Regions from separate parts of the Homo sapiens genome. Here regions 2 and 3 are each linked to region 1. A link is a loop called in an ENCODE intact Hi-C map of the cell type or tissue named here. Cell type or tissue: gastrocnemius medialis. All regions are shown on one strand. Links, peaks and the distances in the headings refer to the core of each region. The heading gives the core; the rest is flanking DNA. Region 1 overlaps LINC01091 (long intergenic non-protein coding RNA 1091). Region 2 holds the start of LOC124900776 (a long non-coding RNA gene). Region 3 overlaps LINC01091 (long intergenic non-protein coding RNA 1091).

Region 1 (10,839 bases), core at 1,861-6,860:
CCACCATGGCACACGTATACCTATGTAACAAACCTGCATGTTCGGCACATGCATCCCAGAACTTAAAGTAAAATAAAATAAAATAAAATAAAATGAAAAATTATAACAAAACACATTCTAGTCCAGCAAAAATAGTAGCCTGGTCAAGGCCACGTCATAATAAAATATTTTTCCATCATCCCCCATGTATTGAGCACCTTTTTTTCCTCTGGGTTTTCTCATTCAAAATGTGAATACTATATGTGGGATTTTTTTCAAAAATTTCCACATTGGCTTTTCCCCACTGGTTTTGGTGGCCTCGTTAAATTAAGAGAAAACAATTGTGGGAAACAAATAAGAATGTGTATCAACTTTCAACCTGTATATGTATCTATCAACCCATGCCTAAGTATCTATAGCTAACAATATCAAGAAAGGTGCACAGAAAAAAAATCAGACACCAGAGCCCATGAAAACTTGGTATATATAATGTTTGGTTTTCATAAAAATTTGTCTTTCTAATTCCCCTAACTCTAGCCCATAGTTACTTTTTCTATAGCTCTTATACTGGAATACATACCTTAGGTTACTATATGTGTTAAGACATTCACTGGGCAAGAATTATGTCTTTTAAATTTTTCCTACTGCATAAGTTAAGAGTTTGGTAAAGTGTACACAAAAGCAGTCAATGAGCACTCATTTTTGAAAGATGCATGAAACTCTTATAATTTTTTGAGGCATGAATTTAAAAGGAAGTTCTTTATATGAAGACAGAGGGTTAAGTGTGTGTAAAGGAGTAGAACTGCTATTGCTCAATGAACAGTATGACCAGCCCATCTAATTTAACTGTATTTATTTGTATAAAGGATACTGAAAGCAAATTCTTGGCCTGAGTTGCTTGAAGTCCTGGACCTTCAGGGCACCCATCAAGAGGGAAGAACTTGTCCTGCCCCTTATCCTTGTTGGCTTTGACCTAATCAGGGAAGGTGCTGACCCTCTCACTGGGCTTGCAGGCAAATTTCCACCTGTACTCATCATACACACTTGTCCACTACTCTGAAAATATGGAGAGAGATAGAGACAGAGAGAAAAAGAGAGCAGTAGATAGAGGGAATAGCCACTACCTCCCACACTACTTAGCAGTATAGTTTAAGAGACTTAGCTCAAGCTGTACTACCTTTGTTAATGCCATCAAGAAATGTCTATCTCAAGCTGCCTTTATCTTCATAGCTTTTTCCTTAACTACAATATCAATTTTTTGTTTTATTACGCATGCCAGTTGGGCTTGGTTTATTTAGCCTTCTCAGGAAAATGTACACTACAATACCACAGAACACACTGAACTTCCTAGTAAGTACTGTTCAATTCTGATGCTTCATTTTTCCTAATACGCTGTCTTATTCAGTTGCAAGAAAAGCAGTGGGTAGGGTAAACAATCTTTAACCACTTCTCTGAATTTTGAAAATGATTTTAAATTATTCCCTGCTAATTTGGGGGGAAAATTTTAAGTAAAGTACTAAAGAACTTCTAAAACTCACCCGGCAGTGAATTTTCAAAATAAGAGAATCACAGAGCCACTACCAACTTCACAGTAGATGTGTATAAGTTCTTCTCAGAAGGTTGACTACCTCTGGCATTGCTAAATCAGGAGGGGACAGCCCACAATTCTCCCTTTGGCAGCAAGCACCTACACACAGTCATCAGTACAAAAAAGGAAAAAATGAAAACATCCTCTGTTTTGCCAAAAGATTGTCTCAGTGTCTCCTCCATCCAGGGACCCCTACATCTTCTTGAGTCCAGGCCCCGCCTGTTTAATTCCTTAGTACTGGAGAATTCTTGCTAGCGTATAGCTTTTTCTAGGGACTTGACCTTTTCCTTTCTAACTAATGACACCCAACACCACCTTACTCTATGAATTCAGTGTCCTTCCTTTAGTCTGTCTAAAGCCAAACATACCCTCCAAGCCCTTTCTGCCAATTCATCCTCTTTGTTCTTTTTGTCTTAATCATTCCTGCTCTCCTGCTGCCCCAGAGCATCCGCATGCCATGAATTTGCACTCTATAAGAACTAGCTCTTCCCACACAAAAGACATTGCATGCTTTTCAGAATCAATCAGACACAAATTATTTAAAGAGTCCATGTAAATATACACTCCAATATTAATGGAAAAGTGGTGTCACTGCTAAGACTTCTCCAAAGACAAATTTGTAGTGAAAAGCTTTAAAAGGCGAGAATGAATGAAAAAGTTTTTACTATATTAGGCTCATCTGGCCACAAAGAGGTTGAAACTCAGCTGTGAAACAGGCCATCGGGTAGTGAACACTCCACTTTCTTTTCAAGTCCACTTCTGTGGCCACCAATGACCACATAATGCCTACAGAAGGTTAACCCATGTCACTGACTGAGATTGGCACCGAGCCCATTGTCTGCTCCACTTGCAAATACCTTCTTAAACAACCTTATATGAGCAGTTCTCTTCTCAGGCTACTCTAGCACAGCTGTGGCCAGCTGCACTCAGCCTTCAGCCCAGCCATGGATTATATACCAGATGATTCCTGTTCATTGAAAATACTGGAAACAACAAGGAATACATCACACTGCCGAGAAATTGGATCCACCCAGAGAGACCAAAGGAAAGCTATGACATTTGAGGAACAGGCAAACATTTCTCCTGCAAGCATTTACTGAAGCAGGTATATTAGGAGGAAACTAATCCATCAGATTCCCAGACACACATTTATTTTCTGGTTCCTTTGTTTTTAATTTTGTTTCTTTCTGGTTGAGTTCGGGAGGTGGGGGGAGTTTAGCAGAAGGAAAAACTCCTCATACTTTATCCAGTATGTTTTCTTTTCTTCTCTGTCCAAGACTATAAAAACAAGTTTGGATACTCCACCGGAATGCTGTCACAGTTCTGAATTTGGAAACTGATATTACCATGTCCGTAAAGGACAAAGAATGGAGGCTCCAAATGTTGTAATGAGTAACGCTTTTTAAAACTCAGAAAACTGACCAACATCTGAGAACTAACTTGATCCAGCCAAATATTTCTGGGTATAAGAAGAGGCAATGATAATTAGAATTGCTGCTTGTAGATAGGTAGTTTAAACTACACACAGTAGCTGGATGTCTTCAAGGTAAAAGCAACTGAAGAGCATTAGTGTTCAAGTATCATTAACCTCTCCAAAACGTTTCTTGGCAAACGGTTCTGAAGGCCTTCACTGAGTTTCTGTCATTCTTCCCCTCCTTCTGTTCTATGTCTTCCCACACTCAGTGAGTGGAACATTTGGATCATTTTTAAATTGTGTGAGGGAAGAGACCAAGAAAAAAAATAATTGAAGAACAGGGCAACTCTCTAGTAGTAATAAATATTTAACTTGAAAAATGCCTAAGAATAAATATCATCTATATAGGCACATACAAGACTGTGGCACTCCTCTTTTGTTCACATGTAGGATCTTAGAAAAAATAACCCCAATATTTTACTATGAAAGATTATAGGTACCTATGTTTTGATTCACTTTTTTCCAACGTACCTGACTTTAAAGTTTTCCTTTTCAAAGAGCCAAGTGAACTCCTGCATCTTGTCTCCCTTCTTGCTAATTATTTAAAGAGATGACTCCAACGCCATGTTTGAAAATGTAAGAACCTTTTATTACTAAGGGTCAATATTCAGAGCATGGCAACACAGTTTATTTCATGATACTTCTTAAAATTCTTTTCCCACTGACAAATTTGGCCCTTTCACAGAGGCAGGATCATTGAGTTTCTGGAAGGAAAACGCCTTGGGTTTGCCAAGAGTTTCCCCTACTGGGCTGATGACACCTCCTAAAACTACGGAGAGGAAAATGCTCTGCAGGTCAGGCAGCAGGAGTTGAGGTCCCAACTGTGTCTCAATTTGAAAGACTGAGTCAGGCACGCAGCTGCCAGGTGCCTGAGGAATCTGAATTGTTTTGCAACATTAAAGTCATTGTGAATGAGGGGAACTGGTCATGCTGAAATGATGCTACTGTTTCTGTGGAATTTTAGTGATGCCCAGAGCAAGTTGAAAATCCATTTGCCATTCCTTTTTTTCCTAATTCCATTCTTCACCTGCAATGTGTCTCAGGGCATTAGAAAGTGTTTTTGCTACTCAGAAACAAATTGGAAAGAATAGGTTTCATTGAAAACATGCTCAGACTGGATTTAAAATTATAGACTTGTAAGACTTGGGACAGAGAGAAAAGTGAAAGTTATCCGTGGCAGAAACTGTAATAGTTGTCACTAATTATTTTTTCATTTTCTATAGTAATAGAATCCCTGAACTTTAGTTGGGTATTTGAAATACTCTTATTTCCTAGCCATTTTGCACCTAGTTGTGACTATTTGTCTAAATTCTGGATGCACATTGAAGTAATACATGCAACCTATGCCAAATAACCTTAAAGGGAGAGAGTAGGCTCATCATCTTTCTTCTTCCTGCCACCTGGAAAGTGATGTGATGGCTAGAGCTGAAGCAGCCTTCTTGGACCTTGACGTTATCTTAAAAATAGAGGCCTTATGTAGTAAAACTCCAAGCAATGAGGCACCTAGATCCTTGAGGCTTTGCTCCACAAAGCCTTGATCACTTACATTGTATTTCTTTCCTCCAGGCATAAAATAAGAGAGAAATAAGTGATCTCATTTTAAATTTTAGTGTTACTTGCAACCAGCTCTTCTCCTAATATATCATCCAACACATTTTTTACATTGCCTTTGCTTGAAATGTTTCCAGATGTGGTTTGTTTTTGTTTTTGTTTTTCCAACTATCTCCAAAACTTTTAACTTAAAAAAAATCTACAGCTGCTACTGATATTAAAGCTTCCTGCATGTTTATTTCCAGGCAGAAGAAAACTAGGATGTTTTTTCCTCTCCCTTGTTTTGCCATTTACTCTCCTACCACATCCTATTTCACTTCTCTCACCCAGTGCATAGCCCCCTGGAGGTTTCAGCCACCTACAGAATGAATTTTTCAGCAAACAGTTACAACATGTACAAAAATGAAGGTTTATAAAGCTTGAGAGATCTTCGGAAACACTTTTTTAAGAACGGTCATTTTAGTATAGCAAAACCTCTGATCAATTAAGAGACAGGCACTAATAATACCTTCTATAATCAAACTCCCAGCCTCCAAACTTACCAGGAACTTTGTAAGGAAAAAAAAATCAACCTAAATGCCTGTACCAAAACTACCCCAAAAATGTTCACTAGTGTGAGAAGATACTACTGTGAAAAGTTATTGATGATCAAATAGTTTATTTATGTGCATCACACACACATACACATACACACACACACACACACACAAGAACACAAGTTTTAAAAGATCAGGAATAGTGTCTGGCACATGTATTTATTTAACAACTATTTGTAGAATGAATCAATGCAAAGCTTCCTGGGCTGCTATTTTTATTCATCTGCTTATGTTTCTTATCCTCCTTTTAAATCAGGATTAAGACAAGAGAGGAGAATGAGAAAGACTCAGAGGACAGGCATCAGGATAATTAAAGTAGAGAGGGCCACCTAATAAAGTACAGGATCTTCCATATTCTCCATTCAAAGGAACTCTATCAGACATGAAAATAGGCTGTCTCCCTCAGAATCACACACCCAGTTAGCAGCATTTGATTATTCTAAAAGAACTCTGCTTTGGTATTGTCATGCACTTGCTCTAAACCCTCCATACTTGGCAATAAGCCCACCACAGTACCATTATTTAATGGCAGAATAGTTGAAAAGAGTTTGGGTTTTGAAGTCAGGAAAAACTGGGTTCAAAGTTCCTTTAAGACTAGTTGAATAAGTGACTTTACCCCTCTTTTTTTTTCCTGTTAAACAGGGATGTTAACGTTAAGCACCTCACTGAATTATTGAAGGAATTAAATAAAACACTAGTATACTGTCTGGCTAGTATGCAAGTGTACAAATGGTGATGGTTATGGTAATGGTTACAAGTTCTCATGGTAGGTGGTCACAGGGCCCATCTGGGACCTCATTGGCTGAGGTCCTTGCATAGATAAATAAGCATGCATCAGGCCAACTCTCCAGGCCTGTGTTTCTCATCTGACAGCTAAGAGCTTAGACCAGGTCATTTCCAGGAACTTTCTGTTCAACTTTAAAGTTCGATTGGTGTGTTATGGATTCTTAAAATAATTGAGAAAAAAAAACATTAAACACACATTTATTTTTTTATTAATCAGAATTTAGGTGAAATAACACATTTGTGTTGGGTATTTCTCACTTGTGACTCACTTGTTGGATAGCTTTTTCCAGTCTAAGTATGTTAAACTTCATACTCACATTTATCAAATCATTGGGAATCCTGTGATTCATATAACTAACAGGAGGATTGAGAAAATCATTAAACAAATGCCAAAAGAATTTACGCAAAAGAATTGAGTTTGTTGTCTCACTTTTATGATTCCATGATTCTTGGAAATAGTTTTATAAATTTAACATATAATGCAATTCTCTTTTGTGAAAATCATTTTTACCTAAAATTTCTCACTATCTTTGTCAAACATATGAATCTATGAGCTGCATTAAATAAGTATATTCACTGAGATGTTAAATACATTTTTCTTTTAGGCAAAGTATAGGATATGCTAAAGACTTGTACATTAAGTTGTGATATTAATGGAAGGACAGACAGTGAACTGGATACATTTTGATTAAACTATGGCATACAGGAGTCTAAGTGACTTTTCTATCATCTATGCCAGGAAACATATCTACTAGGTTATTTTATTTTCTCCTTTGAAATATTCAGCATCCAACTTGCCCCCCAATTAAAAATGACTGAAATAGCATGGCCCACTTCTTGAAGAAGTCATGAATAAAACCCAAATCTCTGGAGTCTGTTGTCCTTGAAATACATAAAGGCTGAATGCTCAGAAGAAGTAGAAAAAAAATAGTTCTGAAACTCTTGGACAAATAAGAAGAGCCACTCTAAGCAGGGACTAAATTGGATTGGAATGTATGTTTGGATTATTCAGCCAAAGTAGATAATCAAGTATAACAAAACAAAAGCTTGATACCAAACTTGCGGGAAAATTTGTTTTGTCATCCTGAAACCTTCTCCGCTTTAAGCAAATCTTCCCCACCCAAAAGCAAATATCTTATCATACACCATGTTATTGGTCTTGGTCCACTGCACTGACCATAAAGGTAAGGAATCAGCCCACTATTTAGAGAAAATCCTGATTACATAAATTTAGTTTTCCAGTGGAGAAATTAGTCAATTTAAATGTATTTTACCTAAGTACATATCTACTAAATACTATATAATGTACTTGTCAAATTATTAGAAATCAGTAAGTCATGTTTCTATATGTTCAACACTGAGCCAGACACATTGAAAGACATAAAAGACAGCTCCCGTCATCATGATTACTGCCCAATTAATTAAGCAGTTGCTAATATTTGGAAACCTCAAGTCAAAAAGCTTAATAAAAATGCAATGATTTAATATGTCTACCAATTCCAATTCTCAAGTTCAATTGATTCAAATAATATAATTCTGAAACTAATTCATATGTTTGGAAGGACTCCAAGCCTTATTGTCACCACTCAAAATTTCTACCCCCATATAGAACAAGTTTTTCTTTCCTAGAATCATTCTTCCTGGAAGTAGTTTCCACTTCCAAGTTAAAACTGGATCTTTATCTTCACCCCTACTTTTCAAATCCCCCTCTTGATCTAGCTCTTGCCTCTCCCAACCTTCTGGTACATTCCTTAAGTCCTTCCTCCTCCTAAAGATCAGACTCTAGTGTCAAGGCAAAATTCTAACATCTTTAATGGTACAGGCCAACATTACAAAGTACATTGGCAAATGTAATTTATAACTTAGAATTTCATACACATTTCTTTTACATACACATGCATAAGCCTGCTTTCAAAATGCCAGACTTCAACATAGTATTGGGACTTCTGGCCAGGGCAATCAGGCAAGAGAAAGAAATAAAGGGTATTCAAATAGGAAGAGAGGAAGTCAAATTGTCTCTGTTTGCAGACGACATGATTGTATATTTAGAAAACCCCATTGTCTCAGCCCAAAATCTTCTTAAGCTGATAAGCAACTTCAGCAAAGTCTCAGGATACAAAATCAATGTGCGAAAATCATAAGCACTCCTATACACCAGTAATAGACAAACAGAGAGCCAAATCATAAGTGAACTCCCATTCACAATTGCTACAAAGAGAATAAAATGCGTAGGAATACAACTTACAAGGGAAGTGAAGGACCTCTTCAAGGAGAACTACAAACCACTGCTCAAGGAAATAAAAGAGGACACAAACAAATGGAAAACATTCCATGCTCATGGATAGGAAGAATCAATATTGTAAAAATGCCCATACTGCCCAAAGTAATTTATAGATTCAATGCTATTCCCATCAAGCTACTATTGACTTTCTTCACAGAACTAGAAAAAACTACTTTAAATTTCATATGGAGGCAAAAAGAGCCCATATAGCCAAGACAATCCTAAGCAAAAAGAATAAAGCTGGAGGCATCACACTACCTGACTTCAAACTATACAAGGCTATACTCTCTCAGAAGAGAGTGACTATAATATGCTTGATCTCCCCAAAGGAGACAACATGGAAAAGGACTTCAGTTGTACCAGGAGGAATTTAATTTAGAAAGCAAGATTTCCTGACATTGTGATTGAAGGTTCAAACAGGTTACAAAAATTGTTATGAAATCTCTTCTTAGAGGTCTCAAAAATATAACATTAACAGTTTTGAAATAAGACCTTGAATAGCAAATGCTGATTATTTTGATTAATCCTTTTTGAGAGAATAGTTGATCAATGGCTCTGGTAGCTAAGGGACTGGCAATGCAAAAACCAAACCAGCATGATACTGGTACCAAAACAGATATATAGACCAATGGAACAGAACCGAGGCCTCAGAAATAATACCACACATCTACAACCATCTGATCTTCGACAAACCTGACAAAAACAAGCAATGGGGAAAGGATTCCCTATTTAATAAATGGTGCTGGGAAAACTTGCTAGCCATATGCAGAAAACTGAAACTGGGCCCCTTTTTTATACCTTATACAAAAATTAACTCAAGTTGAATTAAATACTTAAGTGTAAAACCTAAAACCATAAAAACCCTAAAAGAAAACCTAGGCAATACCATTCAGGACATAAGCATGGGCAAAGACTTCAAGACTAAAAAAACAAAAGCAATTGCAACAAAAGCCAAAATTAACAAATGAGATCTAATTAAACTAAAGAGCTTCTGCACAGCAAATAAAACTATCATCGGAGTGAACAGGCAACCTACAGAATGGGAGAAAATTTTTGCAATCTACTCATCTGACAAAGGGCTAATATCCAGAATCTACAAGGAACTCAAACAAATTTACAAGAAAAAAAAATAAGCCCATCAAAAAGTGAGTGAAGGATATGAACAGACACTTCTCAAAAGAAGACATTTATGTGGCCAACAACATATGAGAAAAAGCTCATCATCACTGGTCATTAGGGAAATGCAAATCAAAACCAAATTGGGATACCATCTCACACCAGTTAGAATGGCGATCATTAAAAAGTCAGGAAACAACAGATGCTAGTGATGCTGTGAAGAAATAGGAACGCTTTTACACTGTTGGTGGGAGTGTAAATTAGTTCAATCATTGTGGAAGACAGTGTGGCGATTCCTCAAGGATCTAGAACTAGAAATACCATTTGACCCAGCAATCCTGGGTATATACCCAAAGGATTATATACCATTTTACTATAAAGACACATGCACACGTATGTTTACTGCAGCACTATTCACAATAGCAAAGACTCGGAAGCAACCCAAATGCACATCAATAATAGACTGGATAAAGATAATGTGGCATATATACACCACGAAATACTATGCAGCCATAAAAAAGAATGAGTTCATGTTCTTTGCAAGGACATGGATGAAGCTGGAAACCATCATTCTCAGCAAACTGACACAGGAACAGAAAACCAAACACCACATGTTCTCACTCCTAAGTGGGAGTTGAACAACGAGAACACATGGGCACAGGGAGGGGAACATCACCCATCGGGGCCTGTCGCGGGGTGGGGGGCAAGAAGAGGGAGAGCATTAGGACAAATACCTACTGTATGCAGGGCTTAAAACCTAGATGACGGATTGATGGGTGCAGCAAACCACCACAGCACATGTATACCTATGCAACAAACCTTCACCTGTATCCTAGCCCTTAAAAAATAATTTTAAAGAAAAGAATTTTTTAAACCAAAGCTTCTAACATGAGTTGGTTCCTCTCCCTTGTGGAAAGCATAGGCTTGGTAGTCAATGCTTTGCAGTAGTGAGTTCACCACCACAGACAATAAATCCTATCTGTAGTGAGGGACAAAAAAAGGTCTCATTCTCGGAGAAATACAGAGGTAAAAGAAAGAAAGTTAGGCCTAAGGGAAATTACTGTTGCTGGGTGTCCATAAAGCTTGGCTGCATCCCTCTCTTTTAATGCTTGCTTTGTTCAGAACTTCACTGGATTCTATGAGCCAATAAATTCCCTATTTTTCTTAAACTAGTTGAAGTTGGGTCTCAGTCACATGCAATTCAAGGAGTTCTAACTCATATAATTGCCCTCATTTTTTTCATACACCTATTCCCCTTTCACCAATTGCAAGCTTCTGGGATGCAGGTATATTAGGCTGTTCTTGCATTGCTACAAAAAATTCCTGAGACTGAGTAATTTATAAAGAAAAGAGGTTTAGTTGGCTCACGGTTCTGCAGGCTTTAGAGGAAGCATGGTGCTAGCATCTGCTCAGCTTCTAGGGAGGTCGCAGGAAGCTTACAATTATGGCGGAAGACAAAGGGGAAGCA
Region 2 (10,839 bases), core at 3,431-8,430, 250 kb before region 1:
AATAGTGCAGCCACTATGGAATACAGTATGGGGGTTCCTCAAAAAATTAAAAATAGAGCTACCATATTATCCGGCAATATCACTTCTGTGTGTATATTCAAAGGATTGAAATCAAGATCTGTAAGAGATACCCATATTTCCATGGTCATTCTATTTAGAAATTGCATTGTTGTAATTTGCTGTACAAGTTAGCCAATTCAGAAATAATGTCAAACAAAAAGAATCCTATAGACTACACATATTTCAAAGAGAGATTTAATAGACATGACAAAGATTGGCTTTTAGTCTGATTCATAAAAGAATTTATTAGAAGTTATCCTTTCCAAGGTTATTCTGAAAGTGACATTTTAAAATTATTAAATCGAATAATTTAATACAAACTCAAAATTTAAAGTTCAATAAGCTGCTAACCAGCCCTTCATCTCAAACATAGTGTTGTAGCAGTATTTTATCTCTATATTTTATTGAGAAAACAATAAATATTAAGATAGTATTCTGTATATACACAAACAATTATTATTGTTCCTTCTTACTTGAAGTCTAGAAAATAATACATCTGTTTAACATCATGGCTCATCTGGAATTCTCATTGAAAATTTATTTAACAGAGTATTCCAAGAACATCTTTTGTGTCCGCTTACTGTGTAATTTTAAATCCACTGTAAACAATGGAAGGTTAGTGTTTTCCTCCCCTAGTTGTTATTCTTTCTAATAAATCAAGAAGCAGAAACATCTTAAATGATATGTTTGTATATCAGACATTTAGTTTATCAATTATGTCTTCCCCTAGTCATTTCCAGAAATAAACTGGATATTGACACAGACATGATACATTTTTTGTCAGCAATTTTACTGTTAATTTGCACATGTGCTTAATTGTACAGGATGTACTGAGTGTTGCTGCTATTTTTGTCATGGTTTCTTTGTTGAAAATAGGATCTGTTTTTTGTGAGGTCTAACCACTCATACCAATTAACTAAAGAAACTTGTTTGCTTGAATTTTGCCTAATATTTCAGTACTTTTACATTGCCTTAATTATTCACAGTTTTTCTCAATTGTCCTACCAACTGGTTGCTCCTTTTAAAAGATTAGATCAGGCCAGGAGCTGTGGCTCATGCCTGTAATCCCAGCACTTTGGGAGGCTGAAGAGGGTGGATCACAAGGTCAGGAGTTTGAGACCAGCCTGGCCAATATGGAGAAACCCTGTCTCTACTAAAAATACAAAAATTAGCCAGGCATGGTGGTGAGCGCCTGTACTCCCAGCTACTCGGGAGGCTGAGGCAGGGCAGTTGCTTGAACCTGGGAGGCGGAGGTTGCAGTGAGCCAAGATTGTGCCACTGCACTCCAGCCTGGATGACAGAGTGAGACTCTGTCTCAAAAAAAAAACAAAAAAAATTACATCAAAATATAGTAGACAACCTTTTAGCATGGTCTTACCAGAATCAAGATGGTCTACAAACTAATATTCACTCATATAATTTATATAGCATCCAAAGTGAAAGAAATAAAATATGATTTTCTTCTAACCTTTCTTGTAAGATTTCACAGTTGTTCACAGCTTTCTTTCCCTGAAGGTTTAGTGTATCCTTTTTTATTCTCTAAGAAAATTCTATGTGTTTTGACTATTATATGACTTGTATATATTCATATGTAATCACTCTTTAGATTTTAGCACTACCTAATTTAACACAATTCTGATAAAAGTCCTCTTCAAAATTATTAAACTGTTAAATGATGTATAAAGCTACATTTATAAACTCATGCAAATTGGTAACAGTGTAGCTTTATGCCAGTGACATTCATATTGTATTTTATGCACAACCTTCCCAGTAATGATGGATATACAATTAATCAAACATATTTTGAATAAATTGTTGCATACCAAAAGTAAGGGTACTGATGTATAAGCTTGGTGATTAACCATGGGATGACTGAAAGCCCGTGCACTTCATTGTACCTCCTGCTTTCCAGGTTGTTTTATGAGAAGCTACCTGGACACCACACAACATTTACTTGAAAAGCCATTTCCAGTACAGTGACATTAGAGGTGGCCTATACACTAAAAGATAGAACAGCAATGCAGTGAGTGTCTTGTTGAGTTGTAGGATACACTTTCTCCAATTGCAAATCAGATTCTGGCACCAGTGGTTTCTCTCAATGCCTATAAGAGAGGCAATTATATTCTTCTTTGAAAAATAAAATTTTATCTTTCCACTTTAAAAAAATCGCATCATAGAAATTTAAAATGTCTACAAGTAAATGCTACCCTGAAGGAATGAGAAGATTAAAACCAAAATACCAAATATGAGTGTATGTGGAAGGGAAAACTCATAAATGCTTCAGAGCAAACCACCATTTAAGGAGACACCGAGAGTGCTAATTCCTCTTCAAAGGGAAGAAATTTCCAGACAGTTAGAATCATGGAAATAAAGGCTAACCCTAAAAATCTCTTCATTTAACTCATTGTGAAAATAAAATTAGGATGTTTAATTTAGCTATTAACCAAAGAAATCTGATTTGAAAATCAGACTTAGAACCAAAGTATCTGTCTTCTAAACAGCAACAACAAAGAGACATAAAATAACTACAATTTTAAATATTTTGAATATGTTTTTTCCAAATGTTTTATGGAATATCACCAGGTTTTTGTTGCATTGAAGCAAAGAAAATTTACTTATTGTTAACATAAAAACGTGCCTGTGTTGGAAATTTAAATATGCATTATACATTATTTGCATTACAACCTTATTGACAGGTATATCTTTCAATTTAATTATTGTTGCATTAAGATCATAATATAACATTTTAGTTAACTTCTTGTACGATTTTAAATACATAATTTTTTAAAAAACATTTTTATCTTTTTTATTCAGTGATCATGAAAATATAACATAAAACAACCAAAAAGAAGAAGAATAACATGCAGAATGCACACAGTGTGAACATTGTAAGCAAACTTTGGCTTATTTGAAGTACAATTTTATTGTACAAACACAAAACAATAAAGACAATTGATTTTATAAGATATTTTAAACAAGCATTTTGAGTTCTTTACTATACGTAGCGGTTATTGCAAAGCAATTCACAGAATTGACTTTTTTCCTTTAAATAACCTCACAATTAGGTACGACTGCCACGCCTGTTTTGTTTAAAGTCCTATAAGGACAACCAGACTCAATCTGCATGGAGCTAGATATATAATGTTATTTGTTAAATCAATGCTACGAGTGTAAAATTTGCTTGGCTAATATGATGGTTAACAATTATTAGATAGAAGTGGTGTAATTTAAAGGCTTTCCAGTGAGCAAAACAGTATTTATTATTCACCATAATGTGTTCTGTTTTCTCTTCTAGCTTCTTTGTTCTGATTTTTTATGCTTTCTCCTTTAGACCTTATAATAAATATATTCTGAGATCACAGATAATTATTTAATTGAACATTTCTGCTCTGACTCATACTCTACCAAGAGTGGAAGCAAAGGATGAAGATAGGGTTGACTGACTTTCCTCCAAAAAGAAAAAAGAAGGGAAATGAAATATAAACATAGCCATTCAAAACATTGTGGATTTATGTACTTTTGAAATCCAGGGAAGAGATGAATTCCATACAGCATCCCTGGACAGTGTTTGCCAGTGATTTGTACAAGGCTCATATATGAAATACTTCTCTTTAGGTGGCAGGACTTGACTAGAAACATTATATCTGCCAACTCTCAATTATCCATAGACTATTATTAAATTTGAAAATTAAACAGGCCTGTATCTTTCCCTTCTTTTTGCTTCCTTTTGTTTTTCTTAATGCTTTGGCAATTTCACTGCCCCAAGTTTTCCACTAAAAGATCTACCTGGAAAAGTACAAAGAAAAAATTAATCACTTCGAATCCTGTTAATGGACCATGTAAAAATATTTCATTAGAGAAAAAAATTAACTCATATAACACCCACAGATTTCCTAGGAAAATCTTGTCATATTCTGAGGAGCACAGTTTATTTAAAAAATCTTCCGTTTAGGAGCCCTGAAATTTTTTTTAAACTCAAAATGCCAGCCAATATTAAGTAAGTGAGAGTGCATAATATTTACTGCCTGGTGGAAGTTAAATGCAGTCTTGCAAGTGTAGAACATATATGTTATAATCTAGCAGACATTTTACTTGCAATATTTTATTTTTTCCCAGTTCAACAGGAGAATTTGGCAGCAATAAAGAGTTTTATGTGTATGTTACTTTCCAGAAGTTTGGCAAAGTTACTATCACAATGAAATTTCCATTGCATAGAAACTTTACAGCATGTTTTCCAAAAGAACACGATGTTTAGAAACAAAATATATAGTTCAGTATTTTATTAAAGTGACTCAAGTGAAACTGTTTTCTTCTATTGCCTGAAGGGCTGTATATGAAGAAACTAGATTATAACTTCATGCTTTATTTTTCTAACTAAAAAAATACTCTTCTTTCCTCTTCTCACAAAGGTTCAAGAGGGCCCACTCTAACAGTGTGTTTTCATAAGAAGCCCCTCCAATTCCTACCATTCCCATGGTATTTTTAGGTTAGCTGTAACCTGAGGCCTGTCATATAAAGAGGGAAAAAAGTCTAGTCCATGATAGTTTACCCAAATGAACAATCAAGAAACCTGTGCCATTTCTCATTTCAATCCAAATGTTTGGCACCATAAAAACACAGACATAATCTTAGAATAGGTGACATAACTATCCCCCAAAAAACCCTTTCCAATCTCTGTTAATGAAGAGTAAATGAAAAAAGATGCTTAGGAAATTTTTACTGTTTCTCTGTGTCTGACTTTCTCTGACAAATATTTATAATGTGCTCAGTTTTAAGACAATAACCAAAATATTGCTAATTTTGACTCAACACTATAGATATGTTTCTATGATGTAGAAATTGTTTCATTTCCTTCTTGTTTAAACTTTTTATATAAACCTATTTTTAACGAATTTTTCTCTAGTTGATACTGTTTTTTTAAAAAAATCTCCTATGTGCCTCAAAATATGTTAAGCATTGTGATGACATTAAAATCTAGTTGTGGGTCAAATAAGCTACATCCTAAATAAAAATCACCTGAAAATAGTATAAAATACACATAATCTAGTCAGAATACACAGGAACTTGAAAAGGGAAAGATCTTGCTAGAAGTTAAAAAGAACACTTTTTATTGAATAATCCTAATAAGTCTCATTATTATGTTCCCCACACAGCATGTGACACTTGGTAAGTGTTCAAAAAATATTTATTGAATGAGTAAAGCAGTTTGGGGATGGGATAATATGATCTACATAATATATCATATATACTGGAACTTGAATATAAGGATTATATGATAAGGCATTTTATCACCCACAGATATATGGGGATTGCTTTCTGCTGATAAAGACAATAGATTCCAGACCAATATCAGAGACATTTTCTAGGACCATTCTGATGACAAATCCTGGCCAATCAGAAGGACTAATGAGCATGAGCACAGGATTTCAGAAGTTCAAACAATGTCTCAGATTAATGTCCTGTCTTAGGATCCCTGAAGAATTTTAAGGGTGACACAGATGGACTGATTCAAGAGCAGAAAAAAAGCAGCATGTCTGTCATTCAGTATATAAAGTTCCGTGACATTACAACAATATATATTTCTCAACTTTTTTTTTCTTTTTAACACATTCTTCTCTCTTTTTCTTTCCTATCCTGTTGTCATATTTTTCCCCACCACCCCCCATTTCACTTACACAGGTAAAACCAGTATTCAAAATTCTAGAATTTGAAAACAACTTCTCTGACAGTAAAGTGAATGCTACTTAGAAAAGTATAATCAAGGCTTTTTTGTTCTGGCCTAACTGAAGATAAGAAAAACATTCCATGCAGTAAAACTAGTTTTGTCGGCTCAAAGTTTGGGGAATGACATTTATCCAAAGGCCAAATGTCCCATCTTCAGAGCAGAGGCATCATACAGCTATGGCCTCATCACAGAACGCAGACCATCTGGAAAAGTGGCCACTCACCACACCCTTTAGGCCTTCCCTGACAGAGAGAGAGCACGTGTAATGCTGGATTGCTGTTTCACAGCTGCTGGCTCCAGATATTCCCCAATGGAATTCTTTAATTAGTTAGCTCTCTCTAGCCTATTCCCCATGGAGGATGAAACAAACAAACAAAAAAGATGCAAAAGGCTAGCACCTGCAGCCTTCCTGTGCTAAGACTGAATAGAACATAGGCACTGAGAGAGTCCTCTAAGCAAATGAGGGTGAAATAATGCAGCCAGGAAGCTTAACAGAGTCTGCCAATAGGAAGAGTTTCCAGTGGCTTAAGTGTTTGGACAGTTAAATTATGACTGAGGAAATATTAGAATAAAATGTGTATTTAATTCCCACTGCAGGGTTGACCTGACACACCAAAAACTGTCTTGTGTTGAGGAGAGCAGAGTAGAAGTAATTCTATCAGGTCAGTTTGGGTAATTTTCATTTTCTCTTTGAACAATTATCTTCAGAGAAGTGACTTGCTCTACCATAATTAAACTGAACTTAAATTCCCTATAATCCCAGCACTTTGAGAGGCCAAGGTAGGCAGATCACCTGAGGTCAGGAGTTCAAGACCAGCCTGGCCAACATGGCAAAACCCCGTCTCTACTAAATACACAAAATCAGCCAGGTGTGGTGGCACACACCTGTAATCCCAGCTACTTGGGAGGCTGAGGCAGGAGAATCGCTTGAACCAGGAAGGCAGAGGTTGCGGTGAGCCGAGATCACACCACTGCACTCTGCCCTGGGTGACAGAGGAAGACTCCGTCTCAAAAAAAAAAAAAATTGTGATTGAACATTAGATTTATCTTTATTTTCAACAAATTATCCACTTGAGGCCAGGAGTTTGAGACCAGCCTGGGCAACATAGCGAGACCCATCCTTGCAAAAAATTTAAAAATTATCCAAACATCCTGATGTTCACTGTGGTTCCAGCTACTCAGGAGGCTGAGGTGGGAGGATCACTTGAGCCTGAGAGGTTGGGGCTGCAGTGAGCTGAGGTCATGCTACTGCACTCCAGCCTGGGTGACACAGTGAGACCCTGTTTAAAAAAATACACACACACACACAAACACATATACATATATATACCTAATCTCCATTAGTAGTAGTAGTAGTAGTAGTAGTAGAAAATTTTTAAAATTTCTGTTATAGGATGTCAGAAAATATTCATTATGACATTAATTTCATTATTTAACAATATAGGTTTATAGCCAACTATGTTTAATAAATAGCACAATTTTTTAAATGAGAAATATTTAAAGAGTATAAAAATAATTTCATAGAATATTAAAATATACATATACACAAAGATTCTAAGATTGTAATTTTTGAGAAGCCCCCAAATGTTTGGAGCCTTTTAAATTTTTGTAGTATGTTCTATTTTTGTCTCACATGTACTTCTTGTTCAAATTATACAAAAATTTGTTCTTTGTTTTTACAAATACTGGTTGGTGAATCATATGGTGATATACTGGGATTTGAATATTACCTTATTTTTTTCTGTTCTTCTGATAAGTACTCTAACAAGGAGCAAAGTGATCAAATGTAAAACACTTAGACAAAGAAGAAAATTCTGGAAAAGGAACACCCTGGGTCATTTATTTCTGAATAACTGAGGGTTGGTACATGTTCATTACATTTTCTGAATGGTCTACAGGGACTCTTTTGTCTTTGGGTACACTAAGCCCACTGTTTGAAATGCTCTCTAGTTTTAGGGAAACTCTGCTGGTTAAATAAAAATACAAGCTGATTTCTCAGTTTATATAACAAAAATAATGTGTGCTGTCCCAGGTTCAGGTGTTCTGGGTTTTTAAAAAATATGCAGTAAATTTGATAATTAACTTTTGGATTAAGAAAGCATGCAGGATATAGAACACACTTCAGGAAGAAAAAAAGGACGTGTGGTGTTAGCTGAATGGGAAGGCTGCCCAGAACATGTCCCCTGCTATAAGATTAGTTTGGGAATTAGGGATTTACAGTGCTTACCCCCATCTAGAGGAGACTTGGCAATATTCCCTAGGACTGCAAAGATAAATTGGCGGGAGTGAAAGAAATAAGTAAAGGCCAGGAGCTGCTGGAAAGCAAGCTTTCCTGTCACTAAGCCGTGATGTTGTAAAGAGTTCTGAAGTCAACTTTGAGATCCTAGCCTGGGGCAGAGAAAGACAGTTTCTACATGGTAACAGCAACAGCAACTGGCCAGTTCTGTCTCCACATGGTCAGCCTGAGAAACATACTATAAAGCTCCACTACCGAAGAGGAAGTGGATCGTACCTAAGTGATGGTGGGGTCATCCACTCAGCTTCTTGCCCAAGATCTCCATGGCGTATCATCTCACATAGTGTCCTGCATCTGGCGGAGTCTTGAGAATAAGGCTGGATGATGGTGATAACGAGAATGAATGAAGATGGTGAAATCTGGAATGGTCTAGTTGTCAATATTTTAATGTAGCCAACATAGGTAATTTATTGTTGCTCACCTTTCTTTCTTCCTTCTTCCACTATTTTCAGTTCTCTCCATTCATGCCTTCTTTCTTTTCCTCCTCTTCTCTTTTTCCTTCCTGCTCTCCCTAATCTATCTTCTTTCCCTCTCCCACTTCCTATATCCTAGAAAAGGTCCAGCCAGGCAAAACAGCCTGGATTTCCTCAAGCCAAAGACATTCTTTTTGTAGTGCTTCTCTTGGAAATACAAGAAAAGGAAAAGAAAACAAAAATACAGACTCAAACTCCCATAGTTGCCAATTTGATCCCGGCTCTCCTGACTGCCAGCCTCCTCAGTTTGCTGTTTCTCACCTCTCAGAAACATAGATTTCAGGCTTCTGGGATTTTTCTTCTTCTTCTTCATTCTTTTCTAATATCATAGCTGAAGTGTAAAGGAAATTTGTGTATTGTCAAGCAATAAATGCAGGAATCATATCTGCTTATACTGAAAAGTACACCATGCTACTGAAGGAAAAATCCATTAAATGCTTTTTAAATGTTCAGTGCAAAGATTTCTATGATTTTTTTTAATTTTCCAGGTAACATCATTTGTATGGAAGTAGCTTATATTGAAGTCATTGTTGATCATAATAGGCTTTTTTAAATCACAATAGACTTTTAAAAGTATTATCTTTGGTATATTTAAGTCAGGTGTTTCTCTGGCTCAAGAATTAAACTGCCTTGTAACAAAATGTATATAATGTCAGCCTGGGATTGAGTCCTGGACTCTGGTCATCTTCCTTCAATCAACTCAGTATGTAATTTCAGTGAGTTTTGAACCCCATAACCTCTCAGTACTAAATGTCAGAGAAGGCACAGACGGTCCTCATACACTGACACCTGGAATAGACCCAATGGCCCAATGACAAATAGGACTGGATTTGTGTGACTATGGCACAGCATGAATTTCCTTAGATGCAAGCAAGAGGAAATTATGAGAGCTGATGTGCACTCCCCCAACTCCGACCACTAAAAACAGGTTAAAAGGCAGATCTGTGTTAAAATATCTCATCTTCAGCTCTTCACCCCATGTAGGGTTGCCAGATAAAATATGGGCTCTCCAGATATATTTGAATTTTATATAAACAATTATGGATTTTTAGTATACTTTGTCCCATGCAATATTTGGGCCATACTTATGCTAAAAAATGTTATTTATTGGAAAATCAAATCTAACTTTACATCTTGAATTTTTTTCTTTACTAAATCTGGCTATCTTACAACTCTCTCAATTATTCCCTTATCCTACTTTGCCTTCTTTGCACTTATCATACTGTCTGGTAATACTGTTTATTCAGTTTTTACTAGGTTATTGTCTGTGTTCCAGCACTGAAATATTAGCTCTGTGGAAGTGAAAATGTTTCCATTTTATCTCTTGCTGGAACTCTAGCACCTAGAACAATGCTCAGCACATAGTAGCTGCTCAATAAATGTTGAATGAATTTATTGAATGAATGAATGAATGAAACATCTATATCAAAACCATGTTGCTTGTCCATTAATTCTGCAAAAAGTTCATATGGATAATTAAATCTACAATATTTACTGTTTATCTTTACTTTTTATTTCTTTTTTTCTAGTCAGATTGCAACATTTTCAAAGATATGAATGATGCTAATATTTACATATTGTGTACTTACTATGTGCCACCATTCTGAGTCATGCACACTTAATACTCACAAAAACCTTATGAAATAAGTACAATTTTTACTCCCACTTTGGCAATTAGAAAAATGAAGCTGAGCATATAATTGTGTTAAAAATAAGCCTATTATGAAGCAAGTCTTGAGACCTCATTTAAAACTGTTTATGTGTTAAAATATTTTCTGAATGTGTATTTTATGTTGTTATGTCTTATAGTAATGGTAACTTAGCAAACACATAAACAATATTCTTGTTTTTTATGAGAATGTGTTTTTTACAAATCCTGCCAAAAAATAAGAAAGGAAAATTACCAGCAAGCAACTAACTTAATTAATCTTTGCTAAAATATTAAAAGCAATTTATTATTACATTTTTCAGAGATGAAATTGTATGGATTTTAAAATTAATTTTTATGCACAAGTTTTAAATAATTAACATAGTATTAAAGAATACGCTTTCCCGAGAGTTTTCATTCTTGGTTTCACTAGTGCAATTCTACATACATTCAGAGAGAATGAGAAGAGAGGGCGGCAGTATGTTTTCTTATGTTATTCAATCTCTTATAGGCTTCCGTCCAAACGAAGCAACTAAAATGAAACACAGCTTCCCTTCCCAAGAGGGTTTCACTTGTTCCTTTTCTTGCCTCATTCCCTCTACCTCTCGTCTTTCCTCATGTGCTTTTTTGACTTTCC
Region 3 (10,839 bases), core at 2,583-7,582, 110 kb after region 1:
ATGTATGGGTTTATTCCTGAGTTCTTTTTTTCATTCCACTGATCGATTTGTTTATTTCCATCACCACACTGACTTAACTACTGTGATCACACATTATTCATCAAAAAATCTTAGCTAATCTGCATCTTGGCACTTCCACATAAATATTAGAATCAGCTTGTGAAATTTCAACAACAACAACAACAACAAAACCTATTGAAAGTTTGATTCTTCCAATCCTTGAACATGACAAATGCCTCATTTTATTAAGATCTTTTATGTCTTTCAATGTAATTTCATATTTTTTTCATAAAGATCTTGGCTGAAGCTTGTAAGGCTTATTTCTAGGTGCTTGATATTTTTCCCATGATTGTAAATGGCATTTTAAATTTCACTTATTAACTGTTTGTTGTTGATTTCTAGAAAAACAATTTATGTTTAACTGATTTTATACCCAGCAATCTTTAAATGCTATCTTATAAACTCTGACAATTTAGCTTTGAATTAGGGGGAATTTTTCTAGATACACAATTAAATCATCTTCAAATAATAGCAGTTGTCTTTCTTCTTTCCTATCCTTATAAAATGTATTTATTTTTCTTGCCTCACTAACCTCAGATTACAGTACAATGTCAAAATACCCTTGTTTTATTCCCAATCATATTCAGAATGTTTTCAATATTTCACCATCTAGAATTATATTTAGAACAGTTTTTTTCCAGATACCCTTTATCAGGAATATGCCTTCAATTCCCAATTTGCTAAGAGTTTTTGCCACAATTGGATGTTGAATTTTGTCAAATGCCTTTTCTTTCTCATCGAAATGGTTGTCTGACTTTTTAATCTGTTAGTATGGGGAATTGCACTAATTGATTTCCTAATGCTAAACCCAACTTACATTTACAAAAAAAAAAAAAAATCTCAACTTGGTCATGAAGTTTTTTCAAATACAATGTTACGTTTGGTTTACTAATATTTTGTTTAAGAATCTGGCATCTATGTTTATGAATGAGACTAATCAGTCATTCTCATTCCTTATATTCTCTTTGTCAGGTTTTTGTATGAGGGTTATGCTAGAATCAACAAATGAGTAACTGATTTCCCCTTTTTTATATGCCTTGGAATAATTTGCAGAGTATTTTAATTACTACTGTTTTAGGAGTTTAGGAAAACTCTTCAGTTAAAAAACAAATGTGGTCCTTGAGGTTTCTTTGTAGGAAGAATTTTTTTTTTTTTTTTTTTTTTTTTTGCTACTGGCTCAGTATCTTTAATGGTTATATTACTATTCAAACATTTGTTTAAAAATAAATAATACTTAAGAAGATTCAGCCACTACTCTATTGGGTCCATAATTTGGGACATCTGAACACTATAAGATTGAAATGCTTTTATTTTTCTCCCGTTTTACAGGCTAAAACTAATCTAAGGCAATCCTTTTGCCAAGACACCTGTATCACAAGGGGCTCAGGTTACGCTTGCAAAAGAGAAGCAAGTAAGAAGTGTTGCCACGTTTCTCTTGGCTCGAGTAGCCACTCCTGATAAGCTGCCATGTAGCATATGATGATGCATTACCGGGTCCTTATGCCTGCCGCTGCAGTAGTTACAAGAAATATATATGGTTTTCTTTTCATAGTGATATACCCGAATCTTGCCAATGAAAAGGCATTTTTTGCCCACATTGGGCATCATCATCTCTTTCTCACAGTTTATACCTTTACAAGAAAATTCCCCTCTACCACATAAGATGCTTTTCAAATGCTATTTCTATTGTTCTGAAAATATTTTTCTCACCCTCTCCCTCATTCTGATATGACTACTCCACTACATTAACGCAGCTTTATGCATAGCTCAAGGTAGGGAGGGTGACAACGCTCTCTGGTTTTTACTTTACCCAAATCATTTCATATGTTTCACATTTATGGAGGTTGGACTCAATCACTCATTCAATGTTTCTAAAGCTCTGCTATGTTCTGGTGCCAGAGCCCATAATTACCATAAAACAGGTTGATTTCAGGCCGAATTGCACTGGAAAATGACATTTTGAATTTTTATTGGCACTTTGAAGAGAACATATTCTTCTCTAGTTATTGTACTTTTAACAGAAATGGTCTTTCCATATGGACTATAAGAAAAAATATCTAAAATTTAAGATTCGTTCCCTTCTCTTATAATTTTTATTAGCATTTTAAGCAAGTTCAGTGCCCATCAGACCTAGTTCTAGTTATTTTTATTGATGCCATATAGACAATTCATAATCAAAACCATCAGCAAAACTGCTATGTCTCCTCTGCTTCTGCCAGAAAATTGGCAGAAAATCCTAATTTAAAGCTCACAGGAAAAACCCAGAGGAAGCATGCAGAAATCCTTTACGCTATATTTCCCAGCAATAGAATATTTTCCTACCTTTGAAAACTCAATTAAATTTTACTTCACCAAAAGTGTGAAAACCAGGTGGAACCTAAGAATATCATCCTCAGTCTGGTTATCCTTATAAAAATAACACTGTGGATATTTTACAACAAATAGTATTAATCCCTTCTGACTGTCCTAGCAAAATGTTACATCAGAAACCATGAATATGAAATACTGATTTTCCCTTTAAGCATGAAAAAAGAAAGTTGACTAGTGCACAAATCTTTCTGCTCTGTGTACTTCATCAAGAAAATTGTTATTTTGTCTCCCAATATGGTATGGTTGCCCTTATGTTACAAACTCTCCTGGGTGGCTGTTCCTATAAGAGAGGCTTAAGTAAGTTCAGCCACACAATTTTCAAAAGAATACCCCTCAAGTGACCACTTAAGCCCCTAGCTTCCCCTAGGCTTCATCCAGCCTGTGAGCACATCTGAGGTTGACTTTACGTTTCTCCAGAGAAGCCCAGTTACTGTTTCTTTGTGGGCTTAGAAAGAAAAGCAGTTGGTTTCATTTTTCTTTTACTTGTGTTAGATTAATATTATTCTAACTAGGCCATTCTCTCAAGAGGCTTGAGTTGAAGAAAAGTAAAATATGAAGGCTCCCGGCAGCAGCACCGACTTTTGTAAACTTGAGACATATCTCAGTTTTGCTTGGTTCTGTCAGGGCCAAAGCTTCTTCTACACCTTGTTTTACTACCATGTCAGATTGGTACAAATAGAAACACAAAGCAATTCAAAACACTAAGCGGAGTTCAGAATTATTTCAGCAGGCTGGTTAGAAAACTGCGTTGCAGGGAGTCTTCAGGGTTTCTCCGAATGTCTGGTGAAGTCAATTCTCCAAATTCACTTAGAGGGTTAATGGCCCCACCAGGTCTAGAAGCCAGTTCTCCCATCTCCCTATACCATGTCCACATTATGCTACAATCCTTAGGTGTTAAGTTTCACAAACCAAAGCCAATATCCTGCTGCCATCAGATGTGGGGCTGGATTCACATGAAAGAATAGGCTTAGCGGTGTAAGTTTAGAGATACACAGGTGAAAATTGCAGCCACTGACTTTCCCAGGAGAAAAAAAAATCTGAAGAGAGTGCATTTAATATGAAAAGTATAAGATTAAAGATTGTAGTACCAATAATTTGTGAGTAAATTTGAAGGCCCAAGATGCATGGTGATTTGAAATTTTGCCAAGACCGAAAGATTAACTGTCCTGTAAGCCAAGCCTCAAGCCTTACATGCATAGCTCAGCACAGATTTTTTGCTGTCTGTTCCTTAGCTGCACATAGTAATGCTCATAGAGTGATATTTTTAAAAAAGTTTATAAAGAAAAATGGCCTAGAAGAGAAAGTGGGAATTAGATGCATGAATGAGGAAATAAAGCAAAAGCAAGAATATCTAAAAAGGATGCTCTGTAGATTAAATATTAGGTAAAGTGCATCTCTTGAACTTGAACAGGTCCATAGCATTTGATCAATTAACCAAAAAAAAAAAAAGTATTCTTTGAGTTCTTAACACATACCCGGGCTAAATCTTGGAGAGACAGTTGTCAATACCTAAGACACAGTTTATATCCTCAATGAGGTACAAACGAATATGAAATGAGATGACTATTATAAAAGAAGTAAAAGGTGCCTTACTAAAAGACATCTTAATGTCACTAAGTGGCCTGACATTGTCCTAAAGGTCAGAGAGCACCTACCCGAATGGATGACACTGAAACTAAGACTTGTAATCTACATGGAAATAATTCATTAATTATTTTGGCAAATGTTTCAGTCAGTCCAAAAACTGTATTCTATGGATAAAATAGTATGCTTTTGAGGTCTTAGCAAAGTTAAGTGATCTCAATCTCCTGGAACTATTTAACTCTCAAGAATGTTAATGATATAAGAATCATACTGACTGTTGATGACTGAGAATCACCCCTGTTAAGATGTGGGATGATTAAGAGAAATCTGGCTGGAGAGGTGAGAGGAGGTGAACAATTGCATAAAAAGCCACAAGATGTTAAGAAGGATAAGGAAAAAGAAAGGAGGGTTTTATGAGGGAGCTTCAGAAGAGTGGTGTGAGTGGAGGGGAGGAGGCAGACGTGCCTGCAGTGATTGAAGAGCATTTATGGGGACCAGAAATGGAGGGTGCAAATATCTTCACGCTTGCCAAGTTGTCACAGGTGTCTGCCCTTCCTCACTTCAGGAAATTCCTGCTTCCTACTTCTCTCAAGAAATTGTTTTTAATAGGAGGAAGAGAAGAGGAACACTCTTGTGTACCTTTCCTTGAACATCACCACCAACTGACTCTAAACATTGGCCTATCCTAAACATTTAACATTTTATTTATTCGACATTTACTTCTCACAATCAGATGCTTTTAGATAGACAGCAAGCCAGAGAAAATATTTGTGGCTCTGAATTATTGATAATTAAATGAATAAAATCACTACTAGTCAGGGCTATTCAAAGAAAACTTACTTCTATAGAGCCATGTAAGAACGCTGTCTTCAAAGTCAAGCCCACTCTCCTCTCCCCCTATCTCCACGTGGCCCCATGGCTCGCCAGGCTCCATCGTGTCTGCCATTTACATTCTCTCTGCTGAAAAACACTTCAGGTTCCCTTACCTACATAAAGATGAGCATGCCTGAGCTTGTGCTAAAGAGCCCTCCACAGTACAGTCCCAGGTAGCCAACTTTCCAAAATTACCTTTTAAAAACCTTCCACTTCTGCCCAGTCACCTACTCCCTATTTTTCATGTGTTTTCCTCCTGAATGAAAGCTAATGTTCTTCCTCATATGTTCAGATTTCTCTCGGATGCCTTGGCCTTATGCCCTCCATTTCACCGTAATTGAGAGAATATAAAGTATTTGTTACAGTGCCTGGTAATAGTTGGTACTCAAAACATTTTCTTTCCTTTCCTCCCTCCAGTAGATATTTATTAATGAACTGTGAAATGAGTGATTATCTAGTTTCTATTGCATCCGGTATGTGTCTTGCATGATTACTTTTTGATTGCTTAACCTTCTTCTGATGTCATCTTCCTTTTTTTTCTCTTTTTGATTTTAGATCTAAGTTCCTAGAAGTATAAAGTCTGTTTACTGATGTTGTAAAGCCAGCACCTTGAACTTTTAGTCACCCCATAAATACTTCTGGATCATGATAGCTCATTTTCCTTAAATGAGTCACTATATACAATATATCCAATTAATTGAACTATGAATTTATTATGTATCACAGGATTAGCAGACAAATAAGTCAAAGGATTAAATTTATGCCATCCATATAAAATTGATTCCACAAGAAAATATACTTTTTACCTCTTTTTTAAATCAACGCTATCTTTCAATAACTTTCCTGTTTCATCCTATTTTGTCACAATGAAAATTATATCTGGGCTTCAAAAGAGATCTCAAACTGTTGAAAGTTATCATTTTTTAAATGTAATATTAAATACAATTTGTGGAATGCAAAATAGCTATCTCTTCTCCAGTTTAAGCAAATGCTGTTTTCAACACAATGAAATTATGCCTCCATGTAATATATTCCTCATATATAAAAAATATATTTCTCACATATTGTATATATATTATAATCTCCACCTTTTAACTTTCCAATAAGTTCCATTTCCAACAAACATATGTAACACTGTGGTCTTATTTCTCTAAGTAGCTACATAATAATGACATAAACATTCCTAACCCATGTTTATCATAGAATAGCACCATTTTTCACACTAAAAATAACTGCTAGTAAAGTTGTGCAAAACTCACTGATTGCTTCCAAAACTTTTTGTCAATTTTAAACTGTTTTTAAAACAGTTTAAAACAGTTTTAAAATTTAAAAAAATTTTAAACTGTTTTTAAAACTCTGTTTCATGGCCATAAAGTTTTGAACCAAAGACGTCTCAAAAGAAACTGAAACCATGTGAATCAGAGAAGATGGGAACAAGAATAATGAAAGTTGACTGATGTGAAACCCACAAATCTCTCATAGTTTTAACCAAAAAACCATATAAGATGACTGTGCTTTCCTCTTTTCCAACTCCTCCCTCCCCACTGCTTTCCCGCCATCACACACGCCCCTGCCCATACCTTGTGCTATTTTATATAATTGTTATTAGACTGAAAATTCTTATATTTTTCCCACCTCTTGAGAAAATGAAGAAACACTAGCCACCTGGTCTAATAATTACCAGCTCAAACATTGTCTTTTGTGGACAGCATTCAATTATTATTTATTAATTCTACTAACTTCTACTAAGGAGATGAATCTGTCTTAAGTATTAGGGAACTCTGCTTGTATCCATACATCACTACAAACCAGTTGATTAAAAAAAATTTCAAATACTGAGTCAGCTATTTTGTCTATGTAAGTGAGATGAAAGTGGATTTTAGTTTCAGGGAAAGGTTTTGTTTTGCTTTCTACTCTTTTCTTTTCTATTTCATTGAATTTACCCAGAATTGGGATGCCATGTAGACAACAAGAACTACGCAGCTCCTTTAAGGTCACACAAATAACTGATGGTAGGCAGATAGCAGGACAATCACAAGTACAGGGGTTGGGGAGACTGCTTTACTCATGGCACTGTATAACAGAAAGAAATAAGAACCGAAAATATTATCCTCAAGGAATTTAATTGGGAAGATAGAGGACATAAAACCATGGTAAGTTTAACCCTATTATTTCTTGTCTGCTCAACCTGGGCTAGTCCTATCACCTCTGTGAGCTTTCACATAAACTTTACCTATAGAAGTAATACAGTGGGATTTAATCAACTCTAAGGGTAGCTGAGAGGTAGGACCAGGACTAGGATGCAAAATATTAAGGGGTGCCAGAAAATGCAGTAATCAATAAGAGCTTAATGTGATTTTGTTTCTAACCAATAAACTATGCCCCGGGGGCTAGATGCTTGTTTTTAAACTAAGTTTCATTGGAACCAGGGCCAGGATTAGGGTGAGGTGAATGAGACAGAATTGTTCAAGTGCAGAGTAGGTCTTGTCTTTATTTAAAATTTTGATAAGATGTTCATCGTGGATTTTTTGCATTAATTTTGATTTTTTAAATATTTCATTAAAATTTCATTATTGAGGTATTTGAAACCCCCTTAAATTGGGTCTCCAAGCTGAGTGCCTCACTCAGCTCACTCTAATCTAAGCTCTACGAGGCTCTAAGAAAAACAAAAAATAAGAAACTAGGACATTGTACAAGATATACATAATAAATTATTGAAACTACTAGCCAGCAAGTAGCTTTAATATTTAATAGATATTAAATTTTATTTTAAATATACGAATCTCACAAAAAGCCAAATACTATAAAAACCCAAAGCAGGAAAGCCATCACTGTAGGCAAGTAGAAATTTTCATACAAGAATGACAAATCCACCAGCTAGTTCTTGGGTTTTTGTGTTGGTTTTTGTTCTCTGTTTTTCATTTGTTTGTTTTTTGGTTTTTTGGTGTTTTTTTTGGGGGGGGGGTATTTTTTGTTTATTTATTTATTTATTTATTTTGCCTTCTCATTGGTATGACTGCAGTATGTTTAGTGTGACTGTTCCATTTCATAGACAAATCTTTGAAATACAGACTGGGCCGGGCATGGTGGCTCACGCCTATAATCCTAACACTTTGGGAGGCCAAGCCAGGTGGATTACCTGAGGTCAGGAGTTTGAGACCAGCCTGGCCAACATGATGAAAACCCATTTCTACTAAAAATACAAAAATTAGTCAGGCATAGTGGCGCACACCCGTAGTCCAAGCAAAGGTTGCAGTGAGCCGAGATTATGCCACTGCACTCCAGCCAGGGCAACAGAGTGAGACTCTATCTCAAAAAATAAAAATAAATAAATAAGTAAAATAAAATAAAAGGGGGAAAAAAAGAAAATGCAGATTGGAACCCCTCGGTTCCAAATGTTTATATACTGAGAAGTATAACCTGCTTAGAAAGGTAAATATAGATTCAATATATTCAAGTATATTTTCACCACAATTTCTTGCCCTTCTTAAAAGGTAAATACTTTCTTGACTCCTTGTAAACACCTGATTTCTCTGGTTTTGCCTCTATCTTGAGTTAGCTTTCCCTACTCTGCATAGGTGCTGTTTCACAGGCCATTCCCATAAAACTGGTCCAAAGAAAAGGCAATAAAGTTGTAAAATCTAGGGCCTAACATACAGATGTGTCCAGTTCAAACTGGAAGAGTGGGGAGTTTGTGAGATTTGAGATTCAGAGTTCTTGAGAACACTTTCTTCATTTCCCCTCTACATATGCAAGGCCCCAACTGAAATAACTTTTTACTTATTTAAATCACCTTGGTTATCTTATCAATGATGCCCATAGACGAATGGGCTTTAAAGAAGGATTTGTCTTCAACATCTTCTAAAAGACATGTTTTGTAGCAAAGGGATGCAAAATCCCCACAACTATCCAAAGGCATTTGAAAGTTTGCCTTCAAAACACAGCATTATTATATTATACGTAAGAAATGAGAAAAAGAAGAAAAGGAAGGGAAGATAACACTTTTTTTTTTTTTTTGAGATGGAGTCTTGCTCTGTTGCCAGGCTGGAGTGCAGTGGCACGATCTCGGCTCACTGCAACCTCCGCCTCCTGGGTTCAAGTGCTTCCCCTGCCTCAGCCTCCTGAGTAGCTGGGACTAGAGGCGCACGCCACCATGCCCAGCTAATTTTTTGCATTTTAGTAGAGACGGGGTTTCACCATGTTGGCCAGGATCGTCTCGATCTCTTAACCTCGTGATCCGCCCACATCAGCCTCCCAAAGTGCTGAGATTACAGGCATGAGTCACCATGCCTGGCCAAGATAACACTTTTTTTGCAGAGACTTGGCCTTATCCACACATATACTCACACACACATGCACACCTGGCTTAGATCCTGAGTTCACTTTATTGACAACAAATTAGCACACTGTTTTTCACCATATCCTATAATGCCATGAGTATCTATTTATAAAATCTTAAGGAAAAAAAGCTCCTTTGAGACCAGGGCCTTCACCTTTCATCTTTGTATCTCCAGGACTTGTCACACAGTAGGCTTCATATAATGGAATTAATGAATGAATAACTGAGCATCCTTGGTATCTTAGTAAACAAAGATAGTTGTCTTTCCCCCAAAATCCAAATTTAGCAGCACAAAACTGCTTGCTTGTATAGATCCTCCCAATGGCTGTTTGCTTCTCGTCCTCCCAATACCTAGGGCACATGAGAAAGCTAAAAGCAAGCATAAGGCCAAAGTGCTCTAAGGTAGGGAAATAAGATCCTTGGACCAAATTCAGCCCAATGTTTGTATTTTGTAAATCATGTTTTACTGGAACACATTCAGCCACGTTGTTTTTATATTGTCTATATCTGCTTTCATGTTGAGTAATTGCTACAAACACCACATGGCCTGCTGAGTCTAAAATATCTCCTACCTGGCCCTTTACAGAAAAAGTTTACCAATCCTTGGTCTAAGGTCATTCACCTTAATGACAATAAGACCAACTCATCTGGAGTTCATCACTTCCCCCTTACAAACTCCACTTAGTAATAGGTCAGCGCATTCATCTAGGACTATCATCCAATTCTGGACTCCATATATTATTCCTAGCAACTATGGCCAAATACTCCACAGCATTCACAAAATAAACTCAGTGTTATCATCAACCACACAGGCAAACTTTCTTCAACATCCTCCTGTGGTCTGAAATCTAGAGACCTGGTTTTTTGGAAGTGAGATCAGAGAAAGACAGTCCTTGAACCCTGATGGATGAGATCCCATCAGGTTCTGTTAAGAACTAACATAACAGCAAAACTCTGGGTTTCATAATAATGAACTCAAAAGGAATATATAATCTAGAAGACAGGTTTTACTGGAAAAATGTGAGTATTTTTAGGAACCATACAGGAACAAATGGTCATCAAAGGAGACACAAGACCCAAAAATTTCAGATCAAGATGACTGCATGAGATGTGGCCACTTCCATCCCATATTTATGAAATAATTCCACAGATTGTTATGTTGTAATCTGCATTCTTTTATTTTCTTTGTTTCCTAGCCACTTTCTTTCCTCTTTTGCTCATCTAAAGTTATCTTTTACTATGTCATTTCTTTTTTTTTTTGTTTTTGTGATGAAGTCCTGCTCTGTCACCCAGGCTGGAGTGCAGTGGCGCAATCTCAGCTCACTGCAAGCTCCGCCTCCCAGGTTCATGCCATTCTCTTGCCTCAGCCTCCCGAGTTGCTGGGACTACAGGCGCCCACCACCACACCCGGCTAATTTTTTGTATTTTTAGTAGAGACGGGGTTTCACCGTGTTAGTCAGGATGGTCTCCATCTCCTGACCTCGTGATCCACCTGCCTCAACCTCCCAAAGTGCTGGGATTACAGGCGTGAGTCACCGCGCCCAGCCTACTATGTTACTTCTATATTATCTTTGGGGCTGCTATTCTTAATGTTGCTTTTCACATGCTTAGTC

Evidence for each region. Peaks named below come from ENCODE experiments on the same cell type or tissue, not always from the same donor. Only the 100,000 strongest peaks of a DNase experiment are listed, where the experiment ranks them.
Region 2: it touches region 1 in a loop (2.4-fold over the local background); 2 of 110 quality-filtered maps call a loop at or near these places.
Region 3: a loop joins it to region 1, with 14 times the contacts of the local background. A loop is called at or near these places in 2 of 110 quality-filtered maps.

The regions. Positions count from the first base shown.
Region 1 is chr4:123,778,744-123,789,582 of GRCh38, reverse strand. The region is part of intron 3 of LINC01091 (long intergenic non-protein coding RNA 1091); the gene reads right to left. Among named protein-coding and RNA genes, the nearest start is that of LINC01091, 130 kb to the right of the region's middle. RefSeq lists a cis regulatory region at 4,810 and an enhancer at 4,726-4,895. In gastrocnemius medialis, for the core only: no CTCF peak of the experiment used is centred there; DNase peaks (open chromatin) are centred at 2,413 and 3,842; H3K4me3 peaks cover 417 bases; H3K27ac peaks cover 4,029 bases.
Region 2 is chr4:124,025,626-124,036,464 of GRCh38, reverse strand. LOC124900776 (a long non-coding RNA gene) reads left to right here and starts at 8,381. Exons shown (of 2, transcript XR_007058265.1): 1 at 8,381-8,483. LOC105377407 (a long non-coding RNA gene) reads left to right here. Exons shown (of 5, transcript XR_939176.3): 5 at 2,875-3,028. In gastrocnemius medialis, for the core only: no CTCF peak of the experiment used is centred there; a DNase peak (open chromatin) is centred at 6,004; H3K27ac peaks cover 3,037 bases.
Region 3 is chr4:123,667,722-123,678,560 of GRCh38, reverse strand. The region is part of intron 3 of LINC01091 (long intergenic non-protein coding RNA 1091); the gene reads right to left. Among named protein-coding and RNA genes, the nearest start is that of LINC01091, 23 kb to the right of the region's middle. In gastrocnemius medialis, for the core only: no CTCF peak of the experiment used is centred there; no DNase peak of the experiment used is centred there; H3K4me3 peaks cover 532 bases; H3K27ac peaks cover 2,732 bases.